Regions from separate parts of the Homo sapiens genome. Here region 1 is linked to region 2. A link is an interaction called in ENCODE POLR2A ChIA-PET data of the cell type or tissue named here. Cell type or tissue: CD4-positive, alpha-beta T cell. All regions are shown on one strand. Each heading gives the region's core, and the rest is flanking DNA. Links, peaks and the distances in the headings are about the cores only.

Region 1 (4,390 bases), core at 146-4,145, 130 kb before region 2:
AAAAAATCCTATAGCTTTTACTTCAGAACTCTAGCCATGAGATATTAATACAAACTTACTGGTTTGTAAAACAACAACAACAATAAACCAGTTGGATCCAAACAGTGATTTTTATCTCAGAAGAAAAGTAACAGCAGATTTAAAGCAAGCAGAAAAGAAAATAGAGAAAGAGAGAATTATTCATGTTAACTTTGGAATGCCCTTGGCCAAGAGGAGAGGTCCATCTAGATGGTTGGGGGGCCCTAGAATTTTATTTTTGGTTTACACAAGCTGATCTTCCCAGGTGCAGAACAAAGATAGAACGAGAGCAATTAGACTGGGCACAGTGGCTCACGCCTGCAATCCCAACACTTTGAGAGACTGAGGCAGGTGGATCACCTGAGGTCGGGAGTTCGAGACCAGCCTGACCAACATGGAGAAACCCCATCTCCACTAAAAATACAAAATTAGCTGGGTGTGGTGGTGCATGCCTGTAATCCCAGCTACTCGAGAGGCTGAGGCAGGAGAATCGCTTGAACCTGGAGGTGGAGGTTGTGGTGAGCCAAGATTGCACCATTGCACTCCAGCCTGGGCAACAAGAGCGAAACTCCATCTCAAAAAAAAAGAAAAAAAATGAGAGCAATTTTTCCTCCACCTCCCCAGAGAGGATTGCATAATTGATTCTTCCTTTACTCCATTTTTTCTTAAAACTTTCACTTTATCTTGTGTAAAATGTAGATTTACTAGCACTAAATGAAGTCTCACAAGAACGTGACCATTTTCCTTATCACCCACCCACCCCAATTCCCACGCGCTCTCCCCCTTTAAGGAAATGAGTAAACATGAGACCTCCTGAAAACCTCCTCAGGGTCAGTAGTGACATCTGCACCGATGACCCACGTTTTTCCCAAAGGTGCCCTCCAGGTCTGGCTTAGTAAACCAGACTGAGATTCTTGCATTTTGGTTAACGAACACAAGAGAGGAGAGGAAAGAAACGTTAAGACAAGTATTCCATATCTCAAATGTATTTCCCTTTGTGAAAGGAAAATCTCAGGACCCCAAACTCACTTGGGAACTGAGTCAGGCGAAAACTTCCTGCAAGGTGAAAGAAAAACGAGAGAGAGAGGAGAGAGACTGCCTTCCTTTTGTTCCCAAACCGATGGCTGTAATTCACATGCTTACTTTATTTCATGCAAAATATAGATCCATTGAGCTGGAGAAGAATGCATGATTGACTTTCCTGCAATTCCTTTCTTTCCACATGTAAAGTAGATTCACACTCACCGGTGCCTCACAGGAATGTAACCACTGCCTCACTGCCTACCCTCTCTCCTTTTTCCTTCCTTTTTTCTTCCCCTCCTGCTTGCACATTCCCCTTTAAATATTAAAGTTCCCAAAACCCTCTTTGGAAAAAGCACAGGACACAGATCCTACTGTAACTTGTGTCTCTTTTTCCCTGGCTTGTCTTCAACCTCAGCAAAATAAATCCCTAAATCTACTGAGATATGCCTCTGTCACGTTTTAGTTTGTAATTTACAGCTTAAACATAAAAGCCAATCTTGGCTGGGCACGGTGGCTCAGCCTATAATCCCAGTACTTTGGGAGGCTGAGGTGGGCAGATCACTTGAGGTCAGGAGTTTGTGACCAGCCTGACCAACATAGCAAAACCTCATCTCTACAAAAAATACAAAAATGAGGCTGGGTGCGGTGGCTCACACCTGTAATCCTAGCACTTCAGGAGGCCAAGGTGGGCAGATCACTTGAGGTCAGGAGTTCGTGACCAGCCTGGCCAACATGGCAAAACCCCGTCTCTACTAAAAATACAAAAAAAATTAGGCGTTGTGGTGGGTGTCTGTAATCCCTGCTACTCAGGTGGCTGAGGCAGGAGAATTGCTTGAACCTGAGAGGTGGAGGTTGCAGTGAGCTGATATCATGCCACTGAACTCCAACCTGGGCAACAAGAGCGAAACTCCATCTCGAAAAACAAAAAAAAACTGGCCGGGCATGGTGGCACACACCTCTAGTCCCAGCTACCCAGGAGTTTGAGGTGGGAGAATCACTTGAACCCGGGAGGTGGACGCTGCAGTAAGCTGAGATTGTGCCACTGCACTCCAGCCTGGGCAACAGAGCAAGACTCCATCTCAAAAACAAACAAACAAAAAAAGCCAATCTTCAGCAAGGTGGAGCGGAGGTCCTGTTGATACTTAGCTGTTTATGTAATCTGCATTTGCTCCAGTATGTGGATGTTACTTAGAGAAGATTCCACTTACTGTCCTCACAGAGAGTAGAATCTCAAATCCTGTGTTAAGGAGCATCTGAGTGGACATCTACTAATACTCTGTGCTTTGATTTCATGGTCTTTCTGTAGACAGAAAATACAGATACACAACATGGTGTCTGCTTTGCAGACACTATTTTAACTCACATACTATTATGAATCAGCTTACAGTTTTATATCTTTCTACTTGCTTCAGACACAAAGGCCAATAACTCAGCTCTTTGCCTTACAGAAATTAAGAGCAGAATCAATAAACCTTTCTCATTTCCTGCATTCGGGTGTCAGACACGTCACTATGACCTTCTTCACTTCCACTCATCAGCACTTGACATGAGCGAAAAGGAAGACAGGAAAGGTGTCTGTGACAGCTATCATTTATTTAGTGACTGCTCCAAGCAAGGCACCAAACTCAGTGCGGGCCATTGGTAATTCATTTAATTATCATGCCATAAGTGTATGAGGAGACTGCAGGCCAGAAAGGCTAATTAGCTTGCCCAAGGTCACTCAGAGAAGCAGGTGGACGGACTGAGGCTAAAGCCCACCTTCCTAACCAGGTCACACTATGTCGGCTGAGGAAACGGTGACACTAGAAGAGCTGCCTACTCTTTGTTGAATGTCAGGTTGAATGTGAGGAATAAAACTGCCAGCCCCGGCTGGGCGTGGTGGCTCATGCCTGTAATGCCAGCACTTTGGGAGGCTGAGGCAGGTGGATCACAAGGTCAGGAGTTTGAAACCAGCCTGACCAATATGGTGAAACCCCATCTCTACTAAAAATACAAAAATTAGCCGGGCATGGTGGCGGGTGCCTGCAGTCCCAGCTACTCAGGAGGCTGAGGCAGGAGAATCGCTTGAATCCTGGAGGCGGAGCTTGCAGTGAGCTGGGATGGTGCCACTGCGCTCCAGCCTGGGCAAGACAGCAAGACTCCGTCTCAAAACAAACAAACAAACAAAATACCTTGCCAGCCACAGGATCTGGAAATGTCACACACGACGTGGATGCCCCAGGCCTAGCTCTTAAGATCCGCATCCTGAGCTTCCACCGGCAGTCACAAGCTCCCATCAGAGGACTTCTGAATTATACCTTAAATCTGCCCATTCTTCCCCACTCCAGCAGACAGAACCATCTAAAATGTGAACCTCACGTCAACCTCACTTCTGCGGCACTCCCTCATTGCCAAATAGAGCAACCTAGAGTTTCCCAAAGGCGCCACATCCACAGAGCTTTGCGACGCTGTCTTCTTTTTCACTGTGCTCCACCATATTTGCTGAATAAATGGATTTATGACTAGAAAAGGACCCAAAACAATTATTTTCTGAATAGCTCATTTCCCAATCAGTTACATTCTATCTTATAATATTTCTTCCATCATTTTTATTTATTCACTAGGTGACATACAGAGTTCATTTGATACCCTAGGAAGTGACAGAATGCTAGAAATAGAAAACTAAATAAAATACTATCTGGGGCCGGGCGTGGTGGCTTACGCCTGTAATCCCAGTGCTTTGGAAGGCTGAGGCAGGCGAATCACCTGAGGTCAGGAGTTTGAGACTAGCCTGACCAACACGGTGAAACCTCGTCTCTACCAAAACCACAAAAATTATCTGGGCATGGTAGCACACACCCTGTAATCCCAGCTACTCAGGAGGCTGAGTGAGGTGGGGAGAATTGCTTGAACCCGGGAGGTGGAGGTTGCAGTGAGCTGAGATTGCACCACTGCACTCCAGCCTGGGTGACAGTGCAAGACTCTGTCTAAAATATATATATATATATATATATATATATATATATATATATATATATATATATATATATATATATTTGCAGACCTACAATCTATGGTACATGGCATGTGTTTTGTGACTGGGAGTTGGGGGACAGTTGGAGATGAGGCTGAAAAGTAGGCATGATCCCATTTGTAAAGGGCCTTGAATGTTGTGATACAAAGATTAAAATTTAAAGTGTAAGTCACTGAAATGGGAAAGCATGCTGTAATTGCATGTTGCAGGATGGGCTGGTGGAGAGGGAGTGGAACCCAGGGACAGTCAGGAGGCTTGTGGCCTCCGTGGGCATTGCTCTCTGCTCCAGCCAGTGGGCTGGCCGTGGTTCCTGATGAAGCACGGAGCTCTCTCTGG
Region 2 (4,390 bases), core at 129-4,128:
TAGTAGAGACGGGGTTTCACCCTGTTCACCAGGATGGGCTCAATCTCCTGACCTCGTGATCCGCCCGCCTCGGCCTCCCAAAGTGCCGGGATTACAGGCATGAGCCACTGTACCTGGCCTGTTTTAATTATATCTTGAATAAGATACACATAGCTGGAATATGTTATGTTATCCGATTTAATCTCTTTTTAAAATTAAGAATTTAACCTTTCTACATTAGTTATGAATAGTGGCATATTTACACTTATTTCTATGATCTTACTTGAGGTTTTATTTTTACCTTTTCTTTTGCTTCCTTGCTCTTCTTTCCTACCTTTGGATTGATAGAGTTTTATATATTTTTTCCTTTGCTGTTTGGAAGCTGTAGGTGATATTATTTGATTGGTTAAACTCTTTCGGTATCTGTCTTTCTAAACACAAAGGACCGTAGATACTACAACTCAGTGTGTGCTCTTCCAGAGTTTTAGTTCCAATATTTTTCCTTTTTTTTTTTTTTTTTTTTTTGAGATGGAGTCTCTCTCTGTCACCCAGGCTGGAGTGCAGTGGCGCAATCTCAGCTCACTGCAAACTCCGCCTCCCGGGTTTACGCCGTCCTCCTGTCTCAGCCTCCTGAGTAGCTGAGATTACAGGCGTCTGTCACCACACCTGGCTAATTTTTTGTATTTTTAGTAGAGACAGGGTTTCACCGTGTTAGCCAGGATGGTCTCGATCTCCTGACCTCGTGATCCACCCACCTTGGCCTCCCAAAGTGCTGGGATTACAGGCGTGAGCTACTGCGCCCGGCCAGTTCCAATCTTTTTCAATGCAAAAAAGTCATTATCACTTTATAGTGATTGTTAATAACATCTAAGGGTGCAGATGGGCAATTTCTGTGCTTGTTTTTATTTCCTGGATTCCATAGCTTTCCTTGAGTTGACTTTTCTTCTTTAATAATTCTTTATGGAGAGTCTCTGGGTACTGATTCCCTTGGTCTTTTAAGGACTGAAAATGTCTTTATTTGCCCTTTTCCTTGAATAATTAGTTGGCTGGTTTTAAAATTCTGAGTTGGCAGTTACTTTTCTCCAGCACTTGCCTTCTGGTATTTACTGTTGATGATTATTGTTTGTAATAATCTTCACATCCAATAATTATTAAATCATTCACATCTCTTTAAGCAATCTGTCTTTTCTGTCTGAAAGGTTTTAGGCCTTTAAAAATAGCTTGATGTTCTACAATTCCATTGTAACTTACATAGGTATGGATTTATCTTAATTAATTCTTTTCATTGCTTAGTGTGTACTATCAATCTTTTTTTTTCTTTTTTTTTGAGATGGAGTCTCACTCTGTCGCCAGGCTGGAGTGCAGTAGCACGATCTCACTGCAACCCGTCTCCCAGGTTCAAGCTATTCTCCTGCCTCAGCCTCCCAAGTAGCTGGGACTACAGGCGTGCACCACCATGCCTACTTTTTTTTTTGTATTTTAGTAGAGACGGGGTTTCACCATGTTGACCAGGATGGTCTCGATCTCCTGACCTTGTGATCTGCCCGCCTTGGCCTCCCAAAGTGCTGGGATTACAGGCATGAGCCACCGCACCCGGCCTTTTTTTTTTTTTTTTTAATTGAGACAGAGTTTTGCTCTTGTTGCCCAGCCTGGAGTGCAATGGTGCGATCTCCGCTAACTGCAACCCCTGCCTCCCAGGTTCAAGCAATTCTCCTGCCTCAGCCTCCCAAGTAGTTGGGATTACACGCACATGCCACTGCACTAGGCTCATTTTTTGTATTTTTAGTAGAGATGGGGTTTCACCGTGTTGGCCAGGCTGGTCTTGAACTCCTGGCCTCAAGTGATCCACTCGCCTTGGCCTCCCAAAGTGCTGGGATTACAGGTGTGAGCCACCACGCCTGGCCCCCTTCAGGCATTTTAAAGATTGACATTCTAGTCCATTGGCCTGGGTAGTCTTGGGCATGCAGTGGCTGTGAAGACCCCTGCCTGCTGTGAGGTGGAGGCAGCAGCCAGAACTCACTCCTCAGTGCGGCATCCGAGGAAGGACTTTCCTGGCTGGGAGTCATGCCTGTCACCCGTGGCTGCCTGGCTGGGTCCCTCCCGCCAGCACCTACGTGGGCCCATTGCCCCCAGGGATTTCTCAGAGACACGTCACACTCGTTCTTAAAATACTTCAGAGAGGGCCAGGCGCAGTGGCTCATGCCTGTAATTCCAGCACTTTGGGAGGCCGAGGCGGGTGGATCACGAGGTCAGGAGATCGAGACCATCCTGGCTAACATGATGAAATCCCGTCTCTACTAAAAATACAACAACAACAAAAAATTAGCTGGGCATGGCAGCGGGCGCCTGTAGTCCCAGCTACTCGGGAAGCTGAGGTAGGAGAATGGCGAGAACCCGGGAGGCAGAACTTGCAGTGAGCCGAGATTGCGGCACTGCACTCCAGCCTGGGCGACAGAGCGAGACTCCGTCTCAAAAAAAAAAAAAAAAAAAAAAAAAACTTCAGAGAGATTCCACCACCCATTGAATAAACCCCAACTTCCTGGTGTGAACCCCGGCGACAGTTCCTGTTTCCAGCTTGTTTCACCCCTTGCCAGTCTATGCTGGCAATGCCCGTGTTTGCCTGGCACTCACATGCCGCCCTCTGCCTGGCAGGCCCCTCTCCCTTCCAGCTTCAAGCCCCCGGCAGCATTCAAACCTACACTCTGGCTACACAATGGAATCACTCTGTCCAGCCCACCGCCAGCGATTCTGACTTAATTGGTCTGGGGTAGGGCTAGGTTTTTTGGTTTTAAGAACTCGGCGATTTTAAGTTGTGTTCAGGATTGACAGTGAGTGTTCTCGAGTCTGTTTAGATACCACGACCCTTAGGAAGCCTTTATAACATCTTTCTGCCCTGTGGCACCACCCAGGACTCTGGCTCACGTTGTCCCTGAGGCCAGACCCATGGATATGGGCTTGACTGTGCCTGGTGCCACCAGCACTGCATCCCCTTCCCCTCAGCTCACCAGATCCGAATCCCCACCTTGGCTCCTCTCTATTCATACTCTTGCTGGTAAATTTTTATTTATTTATTTTTAGTAAATTAATTTCTTTTTGAGATGGAGTTTTGCTCCGTTGCCCAGGCTGGAGTGTGATGGCGTGATCTCGGCTCACTGCAACCTCTGCCTCCCAGGTTCAAGTGATTCTCCCGCCTCAGCCTCCCGAGTAGCTGGGATTACAGGTGCCCACCACCACACCCAGCTAATTTTTGTATTTTAGTAGAGACAGTGTTTTGCCATGTTGGCCAGGCTGGTCTCGAACTGCTGACCTCAGGTGATCCACCCACAGGCCTGAGCCACCATGACCAGTCATAAATTTTTTTTTGAGAGGGAGTCTCGCACTGTCGCCCAGGCTGGAGTGCAGTGGTGCGATCTCGGCTCACTGCAACCTCCGCCTCCCGGGTTCATGCCATTCTCCTGCCTCAGCCTCCTGAGTAGCTGGGACTACAGCCTCCCGCCACCACGCCTGGCTAATTTTTTTGTATTTTTAGTAGAGACGGGGTTTTGCCAGGATGGTCTCGATCTCCTGACCTCGTAATCCGCCTGCCTCAGCCTCCCAAAGTGCTGGGTTTACAGGCATGAGCCACCGCGCCCGGCCGTGAATTTTTTTTTTTTTTTTTTTTTTTTTGAGACGGAGTCTTGCTCTGTCGCCCAGGCTGGAGTGCATTGGCGCAATCTCGGCTCACTGCAAGCTCCGCCTCCCGGGTTCACGCCATTCTCCTGCCTCAGCCTCCCGAGTAGCTGGGACTACAGGTGCCCGCCACCACACCCGGCTAATTTTTTTGTATTTTTAGTAGAGACGGGGTTTCACCATGTTAGCCAGGATGGTCTCGATCTCCTGACCTCGTAATCCGCCTGCCTCAGCCTCCCAAAGTGCTGGGTTTACAGGCATGAGCCACCGCGCCCAGCCGTGAATTTTTAATAACAGCTTTATTGAGATACAGTTTTATACCATAAAATTTACCCTTTTAAGCATACAACTGTGTGGCCTTAGTAAACCCACAAGGTTGTGCAACCATCACCACTATCTAATTTTAGATAATTTTCGTCACCCCAAAACCACAGCCATTAGTAGTCACTCCCCACGCCCTCTCCTCAGTCTCTGGCAACACCTAATCTGCTTCCTGCCTCTGTGGATTTTACAGTCATGTGGACCTTCCATATAAATGGAGTCCTACAATCCGTGACCTCCGTGTCTGGCTTCTCTCACTGAGCATGATGTTTCAAGGGTCATCTGCACTGTAGGGGTGTCAGAGCCTCATTCCTTCTACAGCTGAGTCATATTCTATTGTGGGAAAAGACCACACTGTGTTTCTCCATTTGTCTGTTGATGGACACTTGGGTTGTGTCCACTTTCTCAGTCATGCTATGAG

What was found. Peaks named below come from ENCODE experiments on the same cell type or tissue, not always from the same donor. Only the 100,000 strongest peaks of a DNase experiment are listed, where the experiment ranks them.
Region 1: POLR2A ChIA-PET joins it to region 2 with 5 read pairs; 11 of 35 experiments call an interaction of 5 or more read pairs at or near these places.

Annotation. Positions count from the first base shown.
Region 1 is chr7:158,840,845-158,845,234 of GRCh38, reverse strand. It overlaps a transcript of DYNC2I1 not described here. Among named protein-coding and RNA genes, the nearest start is that of DYNC2I1, 14 kb to the left of the region's middle. In CD4-positive, alpha-beta T cell, for the core only: no CTCF peak of the experiment used is centred there; no DNase peak of the experiment used is centred there.
Region 2 is chr7:158,710,687-158,715,076 of GRCh38, reverse strand. No RefSeq gene overlaps it. Among named protein-coding and RNA genes, the nearest start is that of NCAPG2, 8.1 kb to the right of the region's middle. In CD4-positive, alpha-beta T cell, for the core only: no CTCF peak of the experiment used is centred there; a DNase peak (open chromatin) is centred at 2,546.